Regions from separate parts of the Homo sapiens genome. Here regions 2 and 3 are each linked to region 1. The links are chromatin loops, found by intact Hi-C in ENCODE. Cell type or tissue: B cell. All regions are shown on one strand. Each heading gives the region's core, and the rest is flanking DNA. Links, peaks and the distances in the headings are about the cores only. Region 1 overlaps TJAP1 (tight junction associated protein 1). Region 2 has its middle 14 kb from the start of ZNF318. Region 3 holds the start of DNPH1 (2'-deoxynucleoside 5'-phosphate N-hydrolase 1).

Region 1 (6,886 bases), core at 724-5,723:
GGACCAACCGCTCCATCCAGTCCCTCTTGTGAGTGCGCCCCCTCGCAAGGGGGTCCCGGGCACTGCACCCTTCCATACACTCCCCTGGCACCTCCTGTTCCTCCACACTCCTTCCAGTACCATCCTACCTTCACATGCCTTATGCACATACACCGTGCCTCGGCCCATGCCTTCACAGCACCCTCCAAGCACATGCTTGGACTTTGCACGCGCGACCCTAGCCGTGTTGGGATACCCACCAGTTCCTGACATGAGGTGGGGGCCGTACCTCCCCACCTAATCATCTGCATTTACTTCACTGGGGCAGCTCCTTGGTTCCCAAGGGGGAATATCCCCGTGGGGACGAGAGCCCTGCCCACTGCAGAGTTCCGGTCCACCACCCACCCACCCCTTCTCTGCCCCTCCCTGTGCAATGTCCTGGATCCCTGCCCCAGAAAACAAACCGAATTCTCCCTCTATCTGTATTCCCTGAGAATCTAGAACTTTCCTTCTCCTTTTCCAGGCCTCTCAAGCGCTGTGACTGCCCTCCCCATACCTAGGGCTGACAGAAGTGAAAGTGCCCCTTTCCCATGTAGATAGTGCGGAGGACTGCAGTAACCCTGCTCTCTCACTCTCCTCCAGCCTGCATGGGAGCCCCCTGACAGATGCGGGGCTGGCCTTGCTGAACCCAGCCCTGGCCCTCCACCCTGCCCTCGTGGCTCTGGACCTGGGGGACTGCATGCTGGGTGATGAAGCCATCAACCTCATCTGTGGCCTCCTGCCCCCAGATGGGGCCAAATCTGGTGAGCAGGACCCTGTTGAGGGCTTGGGCTAGTGTGGCAGTGATGAAAATCGAAATGCAGAGGGAAGGGGGTGTGGCCCCAGAGCTCTGATGATGTGGGCGAGAACATCTTTCTACTCCTCTCAGGAAGGGGCAGGACGGGGGGCAGCATGGAGACTCAGGAATCCAGGCTGGGGCAGGCAGAGGAAGCATGGGCCTCCTTAATGGCTCTTGACCTCTATGGTGGGGGTAAGGTGGTGCCCAGCCACTAGGGACACCCCAGAGACACAGGGATTGTGGGGAAGGGCTGGAGGAGGGCTTAACCCTCCCTATTCTGGTTTCTTGCTATGATGCTGCCCAGGCTTGAAGGAGCTAACGCTGAGTGCCAACCCTGGCATCACCCCTAAGGGCTGGAGCCGCCTTGCCATTGCCGTGGCCCACAGCTCCCAGGTCCGCGTCCTCAATCTGGATTACAACCCCCTGGGTGAGGCTCAAGAATACCCCCTTGGGCTGTCACTGCCTCATGCCCTATCCAAGAGCCTGGGACCATCAGTTGACATGGTAACCCGTACACTGGGAGAGGGAAGAGAAACGGGAGCCCCCAGGGGTCAAGGAGATAGCTTTGTGGCGGACCAGGTGACCAACAAATAGATCAAAACATCAGTCACCACCCGTGGGCCTAACTTGCTTCGTGCCTTCACTCACCAATCACAATGATCCCTTCCTGACCACCACCAATTGTCCATGTTTCCTTGGCCAGGGATTAGTATCTAAAGTTGTTAAGGCAATGGGGAAGCTATCTGTAAGGATTAGCAGGCATGTGTATGAATGTGTGCACGTGTGTTGTCTCCCCAGGTGACCATGTGGCAGGAATGCTGGCTGTAGCTGTGGCCTCTAGTCGTACCCTAGAGGTCCTAGACTTGGAGGGCACAGGGCTCACCAACCAGTCAGCTCAGGTGGGAAGTCGTCATGTTTGGGCACGGCCAGGGGATGGGGTGGAGGTTAGTTTATGTGTCTGATGACATACCTAAGGCATGGCAGGTTGAGGTCTGAGGACCTGCCTTAACTGTGTTCATCCTTTTCCATATTCTTCCCCACTTCAGACCCTGCTGGACATGGTAGAAAATTACCCCACAGCTTTGCGGAGCCTGGTGTTGGCTGAGAACAGCATTAGCCCAGAGCTGCAGCAACAGATCTGTGACCTCCTCTCTGAGGGAGAGGAGGAGGAGGAAGTGGCAGGAGGGGCTGGCGACACCCAGGAATGGGAGAGAGGGCGGGAGCCTGCTGCCCACCAGAGAGGCAGCAGCTCCTGGATGTGCCCCAGCGGTAAGAACCCAGAGGGTTGATCAGAGCCAGGTCTGGAAGAGGCTCGGGACAAGGGAGAGTGGGTGTGCAGAACCTAGGCTCTCACCTATCTGTGGTCCCCATTGGAGGAAGGAATGGTGGTCTGAACACTTCTCTGCCCTTCCACAGATCCCAGCTCTCAGATGGTGCTAATGACGTCAGGACTAGGGGACAGTCTGTTGGCTGAGACCGAGATGTGACTCTCCACTGGGCCTCTGCACACCATTTCACTTATCTATGTCCCGAGCACCTTGCCCCAGATATCAGGGTCAGGCCCTGGGACTTGGGAGGGAACTGGGGTCAGGGGCTGCATGGGGGCTCTGGCAGCTCCTGGCAGTGTGGTGGGAAGGAAGCTCTGGAAGCTGTGACTGAGCAACAGCCTTGGGGGGCACTTGAACCCACGGCAATGCCTTTGAACTTGGCAGCTCTGGCTGCAACCCGCTGGCTCGGAAAAGATTTTATGAACTCCACAACCTGTCGTGTGGCTGTAGTCACTTGGGGCCGGCAGTAGGGGAGGAATTGGAACTACCAGTAAGCACCACTAGGGGGCAGTAGCATCGCACAGCCCAAGCTCTAAGCTGCGTGACCTGGTCCAGGATCTCAAAATAGGCCTGGCCAGGCCTAGAACCCAGGCCTCTGAGGCAACACCTTACACTAGCCCCATAAAGATATGGTCCCTGCCTCCGAGGGAAGACTCAGGAACCCTGCTAAGGTTACTTAAGGTGCCCCCTTTCCCGCTCCCTGATGCTCTGTGCCTAGGGAAACCCTAGGCAGAGTGGGGCGAGGGGGAGTCACTAGCCGACTAGGATGAGACTAGGACTGGGAATACTTATGAATGGGGAGAAAAGTGGGAGAGGGGAGGTCATTAAGACAAGTTAGGCCATACCAGTAAAATAGTTTTATTTGATTTTAAAATAGTCATCAATGTGAAAATTTCTCAAAGCTTAAGAGTAACAGTCTAGAGCCAAGGTTGGGAGTGGGGGCCAGGCCTCACACAGAGCCCAGCTTGAGGCCCCTGAGCCCCACCCTCCTTTCCAGAGGGAGGGAGGAGACAGCTGAGGGGGCCCTGAATCAGTCCTCTCCCTCGTCCCCAAGGCCAGCTGTGCCAGGCCCCTGGAGGGCAACAGCTCATGCGGAGGACTGGGGGGGGAAGCAAACAGGTAGGAAACGGAAATGAGGTTAACAATTACACCATCACCCCCAAAAAAAAACAAAATAACAAAACTTGTGACTATGAAAGGATGGAAGATGAATACTGATAAACTCCTCAGCTCCCCAGAAAAGCCCAGTCTGGGCTGGGTTGGGCTGATTGGAGGAAAGGTCTTGAGACCCAACTGCATGTTACCTCTGAAGAATAAATATTCTAAGAAAAAGGGAAAACCATGAGGCAAGCTGCTGCAGTCAGTCAACGCAGCTGACAGGCCTGGCATGGCCCACAACCTGACCCCATCCACACAGGAAACAGCTGTGCGGGTCTGGATAGAGGAGAGGTCAAGGGCTTGGACTGGGGACCCTGAGCTGCCAAGGTGTGGGGACTCCTTGCAGTCCTGGTGCAGCAATGGCAGGAAGGCCAGCAGGGGCCCTAGTTGAGCAGGTTGCCCTGCTCCTGGGCCTGGGTCAGGCTGTCCTTGCGGTGCAGGTGGTGAACCCCCATCCTCTTGGGGCTGCGCTGGGGGCGACTGGAGCTGGGGAGTGGCCAGGCCCTGCCCTCGGTGTGGGAAGTGCCTGGCCCCTCCTCTGTGCCCCTGTTAATGGGCAGCAGGCTCTGGCGCTCTTCCTCAGGACTGATAGGCAGGTTCAGCTCTTCTTCCTCCCTGGGAAAGCCAGAGTCAGGTTCTGTGGGTAGCAAAAGCTCACTCTCTTCGGGTCGGGCAGAAGGTGCCTGGACCACCTCATCTCTGTCAGCGGGGCTATGGGCAAAATGGCGCTGCAGCTCAGGGAGGGCATCGCGTCCAAAGGCTGTGCGCTGGGCCACAGCAGCAGGTGGTGGAGTACGGTCCACAAATGCCCGCTGCCAGCTGACCAGCAGGTCCTCTTCAGAGCTGGCAGAGCTAGCTGGGGCACTGAGTGTTAGGGGTGCTGGGCTGGGCTGGTGGTGGGGTGAGGCCTGGGCTGAGGCAGGGGTGCTGGGCACTGGGCTGGGGCGGGCCCGCTCACTCCCCTCCTCTACCAGGCTCAGGGAAATGGCCTGGCGGGTAGCGTAAGTGCAGTTGGGCAGGGGGCTGTTGCGGGGGATCCGAACCTTATCCTCAGAGAACTCTATTACCCTGCGGCCAGGATACAGTGGGTGTGGTGGAGACGGGGTTGGGTAGGGGTTCAGCTTCTCAAAGGCTGGCAGGGGCAGCTCTTCCTCCGGGGAGCCCCTGGCAGTACCCAGAGAGTGGCACTCCCCATTGGGTTGTGGGGTGGGGCTGCCAGGGGCCGGGGGACTGGCTGGATCACCTGGGACACCCTCACTCATGTCCACATGCACAAAGACATCCTCAGCCAAGGGGCGCCCGGCGCTGCCTGACTGGGCTGAATTGAGCAGTAGAGACTCCGGCTTCTCTAACACTCGGGCAATGACTGAGGTAGGCACCACAGCCCCTGGGGCTAGGCTGGGAGCAGGACCTGGGCTGGCGGCCTCTTGACCACTGTGCAAATGTTTCCGAACCATGTCCTGTAGCTCACAGGGCAGCTGAGGTAAAAGAGCAGGAAAGAGAGACATCAATGATCGCAGCCAAAGATAACTTGACTCATGGCGAAAGTAATGGCTCCCACCTTTAAGTACCTCTGTGTACTCAGCACTCTGCTATCTCCTGTTCTTACAGCATGCCAGTGTGTATACCCTCACTTCACAGACACATAGGCCTGGAGAGGGGAAGACAACTCAAAGCTTTGGTTAACTTGGCCAAGATTTAAACCCGGATCTGCTGCTGCAGCCAGCATGTTCTCAAACTTCTATCTCCCAGCTTCTGCCCAAACCATACTTAAGTTTGGAGAATCTGCATAGACCAGTAGCCTTAGAAATACCTCTACTTCTGGGCCGGGCACAGTGGCTCATGCCTGTAATCCCAGCACTTTGGGAGGCCGAGGCGGGTGGATCACGAGGTCAGGAGATCGAGACCATCCTGGCTAACACGATGAAACCCCATCTCTACTAAAAAGACAAAAAAATTAGCCAGGCGTGGTGGTGGGCGCCTATAATTCCAGCTACTTGGGAGGCTGAAGCAGGAGAATTGCTTGAAGCCGGGAGGCGGAGGTTGCAGTGAGCCGAGATTGTGCCACTGCACTCCAGCCTAGGTGACAGAGCAAGACTCCGTCTCAAAAAAAAAAAAAAAAAGAAATACCTCTACTTCTTCTACTTCTGCAGGCCACATAAACCTTGGGCCTGAAGCTGTGGGGTCTAGAGTTTACCCCTTGGGGTAACATGATCAGATGGGCCTAATCCTCTCTTAGTACTCTTTGGGCAGATAGCTCTGACTACCCTCTCCTTCCTGCCCAGGATCTTCTCTCTCTGTCTCTGTTACAGAAACCAACAGGGCTGGCCCCCCAGAACTAGTGATGGGCCCTGGACAGTACACGGGACACCAACCAGTGGCAGAGTTGACTGGCTTGAGAGGTGACATGGAGGCAAGAGGAGGGCAAAGTGGGAAGAGGAGGACAGAGAGAGGTGCAGAAACTGGAGTTAGAGGAGTCCTACAGTGGCCGGAATGGTCTATGTGGGCAGGGAGGGGGTGAGTTCTACTCACATCGGCAAACTTGTGGTTTCGGAAGTGGGACTTGTTGCACTTGAGGAGCTGTACAGCCAGGTTGCAGTCCAGCCGGTACCGCTCCTACAGACACAGACCTGTTTCAGAGCCCAGCCCAGCCCTCTCCAAGGAAGCAGGGCCGAGCCAGGACAAAGCTAGCCCCAGGTGAGGAAGGCCCGAGTAGTGAAGCGCACATACATTGAGCTCTTCCAGCTTGTTGATGGTGTTCTTGGCATCCAGCAGCTTGTTGGTCAGCTCCACAATCTCCCAGTCCAGCGTCTTCCTATCCATCTCAGCCTTCTTGATCTGAAGCACAGACTTGAGGTTAACCCAGCCCACACTCTAGCCAGCCCTTCCTCTCCCTCCACCTCCTCCCATCCTGGAGACACAAGAGGCCACAGGTGCTAGGGCAGCCAAGGCGGACAGAGCAGAGACAAATGACGGACAGACAGAAGGAGACTGGGCATCTCTCCCGCTCTCTGGACTGGCTGTGGGGTGGGGGCTTTCTTAGCATGACTTCCTGCCACCTGGGCCCAGGACACAGGCAGTATAAGAGCTGTCCATCCCCTGAGGTTCCAGGGGCTCTGGGCACCAGGCAAGGCAGCTGGTACCTCAACGGCAGTAACTGCAAACCAGGGGGCTGAAGCCTCCTATGTGTGCAGCTGTTTCCAGCATCAGGCTAGGAGAGGGAAGAGGAAGCAGGGCGCGGTGGCAGCCAGGGCACCTTGTTGAGCAGGGAGCAAGCTGCAGGCTCAAAAGTAGCCTTCTGATCTCCAGTTCAGGGACTGGATCTGCAGCCTCCCCTCCCCACTCCCACAGCCTGGGCTTGCTGCCACTGGAGCCAAGAAGCTTTGGGTGTTCAGTGGAGACATCAATCAGTACCTCTACCAGAGCCAAGGGCAGAGCAGGCTAGGCTCCCCACCTCTCTCCTGGGAGGGAGGCATTGACAGTTAAACGGGCCTCATACAGGGAAGAGAAAGGAGCGGGTGTACTCAAGGGGCACAGGGTAACAGCCAGGGCCCACAATCCCAGATCTCAGCTGAGGAGAAGG
Region 2 (6,886 bases), core at 1,075-6,074, 120 kb after region 1:
AATTTACTATTTAATGCTACCTAATGACATTTCAGAGACTGGCTATAAAAAAGCAAGTGTCAAAAATTAACAAAAACGTGTCTACAAAGGAAATGAAAATGTTCCCTCTTCCTTGAAGCAACAGAGAGAGAAATATCCTTTCACTTTATAAAATGAATTCCAAGACTCTGATATGATGCAGCGTTAAATTGAAAACATTTAGGAAAATATCAATCTTGTTTTCTCCATTTCCATTTGTGCAAAATGGAGACTTGCTGACGATTCATAATTATCAACTTACTCTGTACTGTTTTCTATTAATGTGAATTCATTGGAAGTATACTTTGAAAAGGAGGTCATGTAAAACTCTTGTCCTGGGAAAATTACTTTCAAAATAAACCTACTGTGTTTTTTTGTTTGTTTGTTTCTTTGTTTGTTTGTTGTGAGACGGGGTCTCACTCTGTCGCCCAGGCTGGAGTGCAGTGGCGCAATCTCAGCTCACTGCAACCTCTGCCTCTCAGGTTCAAGTGATTCTCGGGCCTCAGCCACCTGAGTAGCTGGGATTACAGGCAGGCACCACCATGCACGGCTAATTTTTGTATTTTTAGTAAAGATAAGGTTTCACCATATTGGTCAAGCTGGTCTCGAACTCCTGACCTCAGGTGATCCACCCACCTTGGCCTCCCAAAGTGCTGGGATTACAAGTGTGAGCCACTGCACCTGGCCCAGTATTTCTATGTTTGTGAATACTTATAGTATTCATACTGTCTCTTCAAATGAGAAGAGAGTGATTGGCATGATGGAAAACCTAAAGACCCCTAACTCTGCTAGGTTTATTTTCAAAAAGAGATTGAGTCTGGCCTCATTTAAACTGCTGCCAAAGAACAAGAATAACTGTGAAAGAAGCTCCCTCTAGAGGTGAGAAAGTATGAGAATTATTTACATTTATAATAGTAATGAGGTTACAAAACTATACGATCACATCTGCTAAGAAAACACAGTTTTCTATGTCAGGATTTGTTGGAGGATTTTTGTGTGCTTGTGAAAGCTGGATCCAGGGGACATGTAAACAACTTTGGCTGGCAGTTTGGCCCTATGATTAATGGATACCAAATACACAAATACAGAATTGAATCTAAGAAAACACAGAACAGTACTACATCTACTAGAAAGGCTTACATTAAAAAGAAAACCTGACAATACCAATATTTGGCAAGAATCTGGAGCAGGTATAGTGCTTATACACTGCCAGTGTATGAAGTTCAAGAATCAGAAAAACTGATCAAGGATATTAGAAGTCAGAAGAATGGTTACATCTATTTTGAGAGAGTGTTAGTGAAAAGAAAGGGATGCCACACATGGTGGCTCACAGTCATAATCCCAGCATTTCGGGAGGCTGAGGTGGGAGGATCACTTGAGCCCAGGAGTTTGAGACCAGCCTGGGCAACACAGAATACCCCATCTCTCTCTCTCTCTCTCTCTCTCTTTTTTCTGAGATAGAGTCTTGCTCTGTCACCCAGGCTGGAGTGCAGTGGTTTGATCTCAGTTCACTGCAACCTCCACCTCTTGGGTTCAAGCAATTTTCCTGCCTCAGCCTCCCAAAATGCTGGGATTACAGGTGCCTGCCACCACACCCAGCTAATTTTTGTATTTTCAGTACAGACGGGGTTTCACCATATTGGCCAGGCTGGTCTTGAACTCCTGACCTCAGGTGATCCACCTGCCTCGGCCTCCCAAAGTGCTGGGATTACAGGTATGAGCAACTGCACCCGGCCCCTATCTCTTAAAAAATGAAAAGAAAGAGAAAGAGAGAGAGAGAGAGAAAAGTACGAAATACAAACAAGACATTGATGAAGGCAAGAAGGTAAAATAAATAAATAAACAAATAAATGCAATTGAAAAGGAAGACATTAATCCAGTGAAGTATTTTTCTTTGGCTTAATAGCAGAAAACAACAGATATAACACACATCAATCTACACTGTCTCATGGTTACATGAACTTTCTGACTCTGCTACAAGTTAGCACATAGGGATCCTGACCCATCTTACCATCTCACAAGATATGCTGGCCCACTGAACTCATGACATCAAACTAATAGGGCATATGGAGTAAAAAATAGCAAGTATCTTACACGCTTTAGGAAATATATGTATACCGGAAGGTAGGGAGGTTCAAGTACAAAGGCTTTTCACTTCACTGATATTTCTTGATGTTTAGTGATCTTGCATACAGGTGCTCCCTTCAAAATGAAGGACAAGTTGCTTTACTTGTGCTACCTACCCCTAAACCAAAAGAGTCACATCACTTAGGTGAATTTAGAGACAACATTGATCATATTTGGGTTACTGCTCTGACCTCCTTATCTGGTCACTTGAAATGAAGCCATACTTGAGTGAGATTCAGAGGAAGAAAAGGTTCTCCAGCTGGTCCAGTCTGCAGTGCAACTTAGTCCTTGCGATCCTTATAATGTTCAAAGTGTTTGTGGCAGACTGAGGTACTTTATCATCTATGGCATGTCCTGATAGAATAATCATAGCAGAGGCCCTCTGAGCATGCCTTTTGGCAGGTAAATATTCTCTCTTTGAGAATCAGCTCTCAGCTTGCTGCTGGGCCACGGACACAGCATGATCATGGAACCCAGCATGATCACAGCATAATCATGAACTGGCTATCATCTGGTCTTCCTAGGTATAAAGCTGGTTCATACCTAGGACATGGATCCATTATCAAGTAGAAATGACATACACAAAATGAGGCCACAGCAGATCCTGAAAACACAAATGGCTCCTAGCACCCACACCACTACTTCTGCTGCATTGCTATTTCATCTACCACTATAACCAATGAAATGGGCCTTGTTACCAGACTGCAGTGGAATAAAGTCATGATTAGTTTGTAGCTGTCTTCACCTAATGTGCTGGCATTAGAAAGAAATGGGCTGCTGTGATACTGTGGCCCCCAATCAAGGGTGACCCTGAAGGACACTGAGGATAGTCAGGACTTCAAGAAATACAACTACCTGACCAGTTTTCCCAGAAGGAGAAACAGGTTAAGAGTCTACACTGATTTGGCCGGGCCCGGTGGCTCATGCCTGTAATCCCAGCACTTTGGGAGGCCGAGGCAGGTGGATCACGAGGTCAGGAGATCGAGATCATCCTGCCTAGCATGGTGAAACCCCGTCTCTACTAAAAAATACAAAAAAAACCCCAAAAAAATTAGCCAGGCATGGCGGCACGCACCTGTAGTTCCAGCTGCGTGAACCTGGGAGGCAGAGCTTGCAGGGAGCTGAGATCGCGCCACTGCACTCCGGCCTGGGTGACAGAGCGAGACTCCATCTCAAAAAAAAAAAAAAAAAAAAAGAGTCTGAGGTTAATGGTTTGGCTAGATGATTAGGGAGTTAGAAGTGATATTAAAATGAAGTTGGAGAAGTATAATGTGGAAGAACTTCTTAAAATGGTTCCCAAATGTGACAGTATCTGTCATGATTCAGTTGCAGACCACAGATACCACTCTACTTAATTTAAGGGAGAAGGGCGTTATTACCAGGGATCACGTGTGGCTTACACAATATTTGTAAGGGGTAGGGGAAGAAGCTTTAGGTGGAGCTTGTAAGAGCACTCCCCACACCCAGAATCTCACTGATTCTGCTATGCTTGGGTAAGCTATGGCTTCCACTGCAGGAAACCAGCAAATCAGCACGTCGGTAACCACAGAACCACACTTCCTCTGTCATGATTCACAGCAGCAAAGTGAATACTTCATATCCTGCCTCTTTCTCCACATCACTCAGTTAACTGGGTTTCACATTCAAGTCTCATGGGAATATACCTGATTGGCAAAAATCTCAATTACACCTGAAACCATAACTGTAATAGGATCTGAGAAATACAGCTTTTATCTTTCTAGACTCTCAGTATAGAAAGGTACGAAGGAGTTTAGAATGTATGTTGAGAAAACCAGTCTAAGGAGTTTAGAACGTATGTTGAGAAAACCAATCTACTATAATGAGAACATTTGTGCCTCGTGAGTAGAAGAGGGTTATCAACAATCAGGTAGAGAAGATGAACTGCTCTATGGATGGTATCCACCCTTTCCCCTAGTTACACCAGAGTGTGCTGTATGAGCTTGTGAACAAAGTGACCATGGGACCACTGATGGAGGCAATGCATGTTGAGTGTAAAGGCTCAATCACGTGGACGTTCTCACACTAAGATTGACCTGCTACTGCCAGTTTGGACCTCTTCCTTCATGGACAGGGCAGTAATTTATCTTCATTGTAGAAGAAACTTACTTTAAATTTCTATATATTTTTCCTACTCACTGTATTTTTGCCAGCACCATCCAGAAACTTACTGAATGACTCATAAGGCATTCAACATGACATCCCACACAATGATGCTTTTGGCCAAGGGAGTACTTTTACGGTGGAAGAAGTAAGACAGCTGGGATACACAATTCAACTCTTCTGGGATTCCTTATTTAGTTTTATTGTATATTCCAGCTAGTCTTATAGAATAGGCTTACTGAGGTCTTAGTTTTTATTTTGCCAACTGGAGACAACATCTCATAAGATCATAGCGGTATCAGCCGGGTACGGTGGCTCACGCCTGTAATCCCAGCACTTTGGGAGGCCAAGGCGGGTGGATCACTTGAGGTCAGGAGTTCGAGACCAGCCTGACCAACATGGTGAAACCCCATCTCTACTAAAAACACAAAATTAGCCAAGCGTGTTTGGCACATGCCCGTAATCCCAGCCACTCGGGAGGCTGAGGCAGAAGAATAGCTTGAACCCAGGAGCTGGAGGTTGCAGTGAGCCGCAATCGCACCATTGTACTCCAGCCTGGGTGACAAGAGCAAAACTCTGTCTCAAAGAAAGAAAGAAAAAAAAAGATTAGAGTGGTATCCTACAGAATGTGACATAAGCTCTGAAATAGTGACCAACGATGTGGAGCATTTCTCTCATAACCAAAAATATACAAGGGTGGGGATGAGATATATAGGTGAGGTGGTACCTATTACAGTTACACTTGTGGCTGGGCGTGGTAGCTCACACCTGTAACCCCGGCACTTTGGGAGGCTGAGGCAAGGGAATCTCTTGGGCCCAGGAGTTCAAGACCAGCCTGGGGAACATGGCAAAATCCAGTCCCAACAAAAAGTACAAAAAATTAGCAGGGTGTGGTGGCATATACCTATAGTCTCAGCTACTTGGGAGGCTGAGGGGTGGGAGGATTGCTTGAGCCCAGGAGGTTGAGGCTGCAGTGAGCCATGATCATGCCAGCCCGGCCAACAGAGTGGGACAGTTTCTCAAAAAAAAAAAAAAATACACTTGTATCCTTAACAAATTACTACAAACTTGGAAAGTAAAAAACAACACATATTTATTATCTTACAGCTCTGGAGTGCAGAAATCCAAAATGGGTCTCACTGGGCTAAAATTAAGGTGTGGACAGGGCTGTGTTACTTTTGGAGGCCCTAGGTGACAAATCTTGCCTGTTCCCTTGGCTTTTTTAACTTCTGGAGGTTACCCACATTTCTTGGCTCATGGCCCCCCTTTCAAAGCCAGCAATGGCTGGTCGAATCTTTCCCATGATGGAGTGCTCTAATACTGACTCTCCTGCCTCCCTCTTGCTTTTAGAAGGTAACCACTGGTGATTACATTGGGCCCACTTAGATAATAGAGGATCATTTTCCCATCTTCAGGCCAGCTAATTAGCAACCTTAATTCCATCTGCAACCTTAATTCCCTCTTATCATGTAACATATTCATAGGTTTTGAGGATTAAGATGTGGATATCTTTGGGAACTATTATTCTCCCCACTACATCAACTCTGAGCTCTGCTGGTGAGAAATATTCCACCAGTAGGAACAACAGTTTAGGGTGAGATGGCCACTGGCCACTTTGGGTTCCTCACTGCAGTAGATCAACGGGGAAAAAAGAAGTTATGGTAAGTTATGGTATTGAGTCATTAATCCTGATTTTTGTGAAGAAATAAGATTGTAGTTACACACTGGGGTCAAGAGGCATATTGATGGTACAGAGGGGATCCCCTGGGGTGCATCCTCATGAAACCATGATCAGAACTAAAAGTTAATGAAAGACATCTTTAACCCCTTGAACAGGCAGGACCACCAAAAGCTTGGATCTCTCAGAAATGAGATTTGGGTCATATACTGACCAGCTGAGGTTCTGCCTAAAGGCAAAGAGACCACAGAACTAGTAGAGAGGACAGAAGTCATAAATACCCACAGCCTTCTGATTAGTTGTGGAAATGAGAATGGTAGCCTCTTTCCATATTTCTTTCCTTGATTTTTCCTAAATATATTCATATATCTTAACTGATTTCTCTTTTTTCTCTCTCTCTCTTTTTTTTTTTAGTAAATGATGTGTTGGCCGGGCACGGTGGCTCATGCCTGTAATCCCAGAACTTTGGGAGGCCGAGGCGGGCAGATCACTTGAGGTCAGGCGCTCGAGACCAGCCCAGCCAACATGGTGAAACCCCGTTTCTACTAAAAAAAAAAAATACAAAAATTAGCCAAGCGTGGTGGTGCGTGCCTGTGGTCCCAGCCACTCATGAGGCTGAGGCATAAGAATTGCTTCCACCTGGGAGGTAGAGGTTGCAGTGAGCTGAGATTGAGCCACTACACTCCAGCCTGGGTGACAGAGCAAAATTCCATCTCAAAAAAAAAAAAAAAAATATGTGTTGGTGATTGATAACATTACAAGCTAATCTACAAAGATATCAAGACAAGACTGGGCAGAACTAGGAATAGGCATCAACAAGACTCCCTGGGCTTGGAACTGGATGTAGTGACTGCTAAAATCTGAGGCTATTTTGAGGGAGGCAGTAAGTGATTTTCATTTGTATAAGGGATGTCCAAAGCGTGCTGGACAGGAAAATTTTTT
Region 3 (6,886 bases), core at 918-5,917, 280 kb after region 1:
TAAGCCGGGCGTGATGACACATGCCCCGTAATCCCAGCTACTCGGGCAGCTGAGGCAGGAGAATTGCTTGAACCCAGGAGGCGGAGGTTGCTGTGAGCCGAGATCTCACCATTGTACTCCAGCCTGGGCAACAAGAGGGAAACCCTCTCTCAAAAAAATAAATAAATAAATAAAAAGATACTGAGGAACAAGATGGTGTGTGTGTGTGTGTCTGTGAATGTGTGTTCCTTGTCTTTGGGGGGGAATGGAGGGAAGGTGTGAGCGAGGATAAGGAGTGTTGGGGAGATTGCCTGTCAAGTCTGCTGGCACATGAGGCCTCCTTCCTAATCTGTGTATGCATGTTTGTGTGTGTGTGAGAGAGGGCACCCGGAGGTGGAGGGACAGGTGTGCAGCTGTGTCTTCATGTTTGCCCCATGGTCCGTGTATACCTAGCTGGGCCCAGCAGAGCAGTGGGCAGAAATACTCTGAAATCTCTATCTCCCTTTTGTATCTTAGCATTAAAAATATACATATTGTTGCATCTTCTCTGCACTCGCATACTTCAGTATTTTATCTTTCAGGAAGAATACGGAAGAAAACACTGATGGAGCTTTCCTCTGGGGAGTGGGGCTGGGGTCTCAGGACTTTCTTTCCACTGCATACTCTCTTGTTCCATTTGAAGGTTTTGTCATATATTTGTGATTGTCATAATAAAATGAGGATGAAATCAGTATTGGTGAACAATGAGTGCTTGCCTGTCTCCCTGAAGATACCGCCTCTATCAGCCTACTTACTACAGGGCTGAGCAGACTGTGAAGTGCTGTGAAATACATCCTCTCATTTAAACCACTCATTCATTCAACAAATATTTAATAAATGTTTCTTATGTGCCAGGCATAGTTCTAGAAACCAGGGATAGGCTAGGCACAGTGGCTCACACCTGTAATCCCAGTACTTTGGGAGGCTGAGGTGGGAGGATTGCTTGAGCCCAGGAGTTTAAGATAAGCCTGGGCAACATAGTGAGACCCCATTTCTATAAAAAATTAGCCAGGCATGGTGGCACTCGCCTGTAGTCCCAGCTATTCAGGAGGATGATGAGGGAGGATTGCTTGATCCTAAGAGTTTGAGGCTGCAGTGAGCTGTGACCATGACACTGCACTCCAGCCTGGGTGACAGAGCAAGACACCATCTCTTAAGAAAGAAAAGAAAGAAAGAGAAAAAAAGAGAAAGAAAGAAAGGGAGGAAGGAAGGGAGGGAGGAAGGGAAAGAAAGAAGAGAGAGAGAGGAAGGAAGGAAGGGGAAAGAAGGAAGAAAGAAGGAGAAAGAAAGAAAAAGAAAGAAAGAAAGAAGAAAGAAGGAGGAAGGAAGGAAGGAAAGGAAGGACGGGAGGGAGGAAGGAAGGAAAGAAAGAAAAAGAAAGAAAGAAGAAAGAAAGAGAAAGAAGGAAAGAAAGAAAAGAAAGAAAGCAGGAATACAGCAGTGAACGACCTTCTACTAGGTATAGAAAAACATGCAACAAAATTAATAAGTTATATGGTGTATGAGAAGGAGAAAAGGCAAGGTAGGGAAGGGTGATAGAGAGTACTGGGGGATGGAGGGCTGCCATATTGAATAGGGTGATCAGGGAAGGTGAAGTGTGAACAAAGACTTGAAGGAAATGAGGAGTGAGCCAGGAAGCTACCTGGGAGAACAGTGTTCCGGGCAGAGGGAACAGCAAATGCAAAGACTCTGAGGCAAGGGCATGGCTGACATGCTTAAGGAACAGCCAGGAAGCCAGTGAGGTGGCAGAGAAGTGAATGAAAGTAATAGAAGCTGGAGTTAGGGAAGTAAGAGGGTGACAGGATCATCTGGAGCCTTGTGAGCTACTGTGAGGTTTTCAGTTTTTACCCCAAGTGAGATGGGAACCACTGGAGGGTTTTGAGCAGAGGAGGGTCATGACCTAGATCACTCAAGCTGCTGAGTGGAGAGCAAACTGTAGCAGGGAAGGGCCAGGGGAGGTGTATAGAGAACCCTTGACATAAGTAATTCCATCTTAGAAAGACTCCATCACTGGGCACATTCGCTTATGCCTGTAATCCCAGCGCTTTGGGAGGCTGAGGTAGGGGGATTGCTTGGGTCTAGGAGTTTTGAGACCAGCCGTGGAAACATAGTGAGACCTCGTCTCTACAATTTTTTTTTTTTTGAGATGGAGTTTCACTCTGTTGCCTAGGCTGGAGTGCAGTGGCGTGATCTTGGCTCACTGCAACCTCTGCCTCCCGGGTTCAAGCGATTCTCCAGCCTCAGCCTCTGGAGTAGCTGGGACTACAGGAGTGTGCCACCACGCCTGGCTAACTTTTTGTATTTTTAGTAGAGACGGGGTTTCACCGCGTTAGCCAGGATGGTCTCGATCTCCTGACCTCGTGATCTGCCCACCTCGGCCTCCCAAAGTGCTGGGATTACAGACATGAGCCACCGAGCCCAGCCAATTTTTTTTTTATTAGCTCAGCATGGTGGCACGTGCCTGTAGTCCTAGCTACTCAGGAAGCTGAGGTGGGAGGATTCCTTGAACCCTCAAACTTGAGGCACGAGTTTGAGGCTGCAGTGAGCAATGATCGTGCCTCTGCACTCCAGTGTGGGCGACAGGGACCTTGTCACCAAAAATAATAAATAAATAAATAAATAAAGTTTTAAAAAACTTCATCTTACATTTCAAAAGGCATCAAGCCAACAGGGTCCAGATGTTCGCCTAACCAATGGAGACAACACCCAACCAGATAAGGGCATCACCCTTTACTATAAGTCCTCATCAGAGGACTCAAGGACCATAAAATGATCAGGACTTCAGCAGCTAGACACGGCCACCTTAACAGACCGAGTCTTGCTATCACTCGTGCCCAGCACCTGGTGTCTGCCTCTGAAGGCTCTGCCCAAATCAAGGACTCTTCCTTGCAAGCTCTTGATGACTATCCCCATCAGGCCGGGACTCTGTCCACAGCACTCTCCTTGGACTGGTTCGTTAACCCCTTTTCTCTTGATGTTAAATGTTCTTGTGTTTGATGTGAAATTTTAACCTGTAACATTTATATCCTTACATATAATACTATGGATGGTTTGCAATACAGTCTGACTTGTGGAGTGGCTCCAGCTTGCATGCCCGCGGCTCTGACTACCGAGTGAACAGGTGGTCCTAAGGAGAACTGACTTCTTGGGAACTCCGTGTGACGCCTAGCTTTTGTGATTGAAATAGCATCAGTAAAAACCTGATCTTGTGGACAGACACAAAGGTGGGTGGACCTGGTTCTGTCTGACCTTGAGCAGCTCACGACATGTGGACACCTGTTAGGAGGCTGTGGAGAGCCCAGAGGAGGCTTAGACCAGGGTGGTGGCCCTGTAGGCGGTCGTGAGATTTCAGATTTGGAAGGACGAATCCACACGAGTTGTCAATGGATGGGACGCAGAGTTTGAGAGAAAGGGAACGATCCAGATGACTCCGAGGGTCTTGGGCCTGAGCAGCTGGGAGGATGCAGCTGGGGAAGACGGCGGGGAGGAGGGGAGCAGAAGCGGGTGAGGTGGGGAAGCCCTCGAGTTCTGCCTGGACAAGGTCAAGTTAAGGTGCGTGTTAGGCATCCGAACGTCAAGTCCAGGAAGGGTGTGTTCCCGAAAGGGTCCCGGCTGGATCCTCCCAGTTCGTCGTCCCCATTCCACAGGTGTGGACTCAGCAGCCGGGCTCTGCGCTGGGCCGGGCGGGGTCACGTGGCCGCGGGCTGGCGCCCCCTGGCGCCGGAGAGCGCGGGCGGCTGGGGAATGGCTGCTGCCATGGTGCCGGGGCGCAGCGAGAGCTGGGAGCGCGGGGAGCCTGGCCGCCCGGCCCTGTACTTCTGCGGGAGCATTCGCGGCGGACGCGAGGACAGGACGCTGTACGAGCGGATCGTGTCTCGGCTGCGGCGATTCGGGACAGTGCTCACCGAGCACGTGGCGGCCGCCGAGCTGGGCGCGCGCGGTGAGGCCCTGGGGCCGCGGGACGCGGGGACGCGGGCGCGGACCTGGCTGGGGTGGCAGGGACCCGGCCTGTCCGCCCCCCCGACCCCCGGCAGCTGCGCTCCCGGCGCCCGGAGCCCGCCCTCCTACCCCGGTGCTCCATCCAGCGCCCCAGCCCGAGAAGGAAACGGGCCGGGGCTCGGGCTGCGTGGGTCCCAGCAAGCCTGCGGGTGTAAGGCAGACTCAGCATTATCTTGACCTTTGGTTCCTTCTTGGAGAACTCTGTCTTCAGCTGCTTTCAGAGCGTTTGTAGGGTGCAACAGAAAGAAGGTAGATTGGGCTGCTTTGCTTGGGCTCAGTTCCCACCTCACCCGCTGGAATCTTTTCCACCACCCAACACGAAAGGTATCCTCCTGCCTCCCCACCAACTTTTTTTGTTTTGTTTTGTTTTGTTTTTGAAACGGAATCTCACTCTGTCGCCCAGGCTGGAGTGCAGTTGCGTGATCTCGGCTCACTGCAACCTCGACCTCCCGGGTTCAAGTGATTCTCTTGCCTCAGCCTCCCGAGTAGCTGGGACTACAGGCACGCGTCACCACACCCGGCTACTTTTTGTATTTTTAGTAGAGACGGTGTTTCACCATATTGGTCAGGCTGGTTTCGAACTCCTGACCTCAGGTGATCTGCCCGCCTCGGCCTCCCAAAGTGCTGGGATTACAGACAGGAGCCACCGCCCAGGGCCTGCCTCCCCTTTTTCTGTGAAGACATCAGCACTCTTTTAGACCTGGCTGACCCCAGTTCTCACTATTACCCTCTCTCACATTTTTGTTTTGTTGATACAAGGGCCTCTCTGTCGCCCAGGCTGGAGTGCAGTGGTGCGATCATAGCTCACTGCAGCCTCGGCTTCCTAAACTCATGATCCTCCAGCCTCAGCCTCCTATTAGCAAGGACTGCAGGGGCACGACACCATGCCTGGCTCAAAATTTTTCTGTAGAGATTGGGAGTCTCACTATGTTGCCCAGTCTGGTCCCGACCTCCTAGCCTCAAGTGATCCTCCCGCCTCAGGCCTCCCGAAGTGCTGGGACTATAGATGTGAGCCCCCATGCTGGCCTCATATTCTCTTTCAGGCCATTATTGTGTTCTGCTCCTGGCTGCTGGGTTTTTCTTTCTCTTTCTATTTATTTAGTTATTTATTTGGAAACAGTCTTGTTCTATTACCCATGCTGGAGTGCAGTGGCAAAATCTCAGCTCACTGCTAACCTCTGCCTCCCGGGCTTGAGCAATCCTCCCACCTCAGCCTCCCAAGTAGCTGGGACTACAGGTGTGTGCCGCCATACCTGGTTAAGTTTTGTATTTTTTATAGGGACGGGATTTTGCCATGTTGGCCAGGCTGGTCTTGAACTCCTGAGCCCAAGTGATCTGCCTGCCTCAGCCTCCCAAAGTGTTGGGATTACAGACATGAGCCGCTGAGTCTGGCTGGATTTCTCTAAAGCATATTTGATGTGCTGGTCTGGAATCTTGCAGATCCTTCCAGTTTGAAAATTGTATCTTGAATGCTTGTGCTTCTGCTCAGAAAACCTTAAGTGGTTTCCACTTATCCTACCCAAGAGCAGACCCACAATTTGTGGGACCTCATGCAATTCTGGGAGACCTCTTTAAAAAGACAAAAATCACAATACAAAGTTGCTGATGGTTTGGAAAGGGCCTGTGCAAGTGGAGGACCCTGAAGCTTACAGCTCATTAGTTCATGGTATATCCAGACTGCCTGGTGGCTCTCCAGGTCTTTAGTGTCATCTGAGGGAGCCTGTTAAAAATGCAGGTTCTGATCATCTGGGATAAAGCCTTCGAATATGTACTTTTTTTTTTCCCCCAAGACAGAGTCTTGCTCTGTCGCCCAGGGTGGAGTGCAGTGGAGTGATCTCCGCTCATTGCAACCTCCTCCTCCCAGGTTCAAGCAATTTTCCTGCCTCAGCCTCCCGAGTAGCTGGGATTACAGGCGCCTGCTACCACGCCTGGCTAATTTTTTAATTTTTAGTGGAGATGGGGTTCCACCATGTTGGCCAGACTGGTCTCAAACTCCTGACCTCGTGATCCTACCGCCTTGGCCTCCCAAAGTGCTGGGATTACAGGCGTGAGCCACCGCGCCTGGCCCGAATCTGTACTTTTTCTTGTTTTTTTTAAGATGGAGTTTTGCTCTGTTGCCCAGGCTGGAGTGCAGTGGTGCGATCTCAGCTCACTGCAACTTCCGCCTCCTGGGTTCAAGTGATTCTCCTGCTTCAGCCTCCCAAGTTGCTGGGATTACAGGTGTGCACCACCACACCCAGCTAATTTTTGTATTTTTAGTAAAGATGGGGTTTCACCATGTTGGCCAGGCTGGTTTTGAACTCCTGACCTCAAGTGATCCACCCGCCCCAGCCTCCCAAAGTGCTGGGATTACAGGCATGAGCCACCGCGCCTGGCCCTGGAATCTGTACTTCTAACAAGCTCCCCAGTGGTCCTACCCTGATGCGGTGGGCTGAGCCTCACTGTCCTGGAAGATAACATTTAATCAAGCTAAGACCCGAGATCCCTACCTTCTGGGCCTAGGATGCCTCTCCTACTTTTGGCTAAGTGCCCATGCACCTTTCCCTAATCAATGTCATCCACAGTTAGTGCTGCTGATGTTCCTCATTCGGCCCTAATCACATGTCCCACCTTGCATAGGGTTGAATTTTTCTTTTTGTGGCTATTCCATTTCCTCGCTGCTTTGATGAGATTGTCATGTTTGGTCAGGTCATCTGGCACAAGGCTCCCACCCTCCCTGAGCAGGGTGGGTATGGACATACAAGGGCATAGGAGTTACTGGGAGCCAGCATGAGGCATGTCCTTGACCAGCTTTCCCTCAACACAGGGGAAGAGGCTGCTGGGGGTGACAGGCTCATCCATGAGCAGGACCTGGAGTGGCTGCAGCAGG

Evidence for each region. Peaks named below come from ENCODE experiments on the same cell type or tissue, not always from the same donor. Only the 100,000 strongest peaks of a DNase experiment are listed, where the experiment ranks them.
Region 2: it touches region 1 in a loop (2.8-fold over the local background); 55 of 110 quality-filtered maps call a loop at or near these places.
Region 3: a loop joins it to region 1, with 11 times the contacts of the local background. A loop is called at or near these places in 8 of 110 quality-filtered maps.

Annotation. Positions count from the first base shown.
Region 1 is chr6:43,502,656-43,509,541 of GRCh38, reverse strand. It overlaps TJAP1 (tight junction associated protein 1), which reads right to left. Exons shown (of 11, transcript NM_001350562.2): 9 at 6,034-6,141; 10 at 5,836-5,919; 11 at 2,988-4,781. The coding sequence ends at 3,687. LRRC73 (leucine rich repeat containing 73) reads left to right here. Exons shown (of 6, transcript NM_001012974.4): 1 at 1-28; 2 at 622-782; 3 at 1,122-1,244; 4 at 1,616-1,716; 5 at 1,864-2,086; 6 at 2,234-2,574. The coding sequence ends at 2,304. Among named protein-coding and RNA genes, the nearest start is that of LRRC73, 4.2 kb to the left of the region's middle. In B cell, for the core only: CTCF peaks have their summits at 2,460 and 2,659 (motif pointing right); DNase peaks (open chromatin) are centred at 1,211, 1,251, 1,671, 2,651 and 1 weaker place; H3K27me3 peaks cover 1,017 bases.
Region 2 is chr6:43,380,700-43,387,585 of GRCh38, reverse strand. No RefSeq gene overlaps it. Among named protein-coding and RNA genes, the nearest start is that of ZNF318, 14 kb to the right of the region's middle. RefSeq lists an enhancer at 3,908-4,087. In B cell, for the core only: no CTCF peak of the experiment used is centred there; a DNase peak (open chromatin) is centred at 3,625; H3K4me3 peaks cover 2,236 bases; H3K27ac peaks cover 2,216 bases.
Region 3 is chr6:43,226,333-43,233,218 of GRCh38, reverse strand. DNPH1 (2'-deoxynucleoside 5'-phosphate N-hydrolase 1) reads left to right here and starts at 3,738. Exons shown (of 4, transcript NM_006443.3): 1 at 3,738-3,958; 2 at 6,824-6,886. The coding sequence starts at 3,763. RefSeq lists silencers at 3,440-3,879, 3,940-4,129 and an enhancer at 3,457-3,956. In B cell, for the core only: CTCF peaks have their summits at 3,514 and 3,714 (motif pointing left); a DNase peak (open chromatin) is centred at 3,738; H3K4me3 peaks cover 1,307 bases; H3K27ac peaks cover 1,273 bases; H3K27me3 peaks cover 545 bases.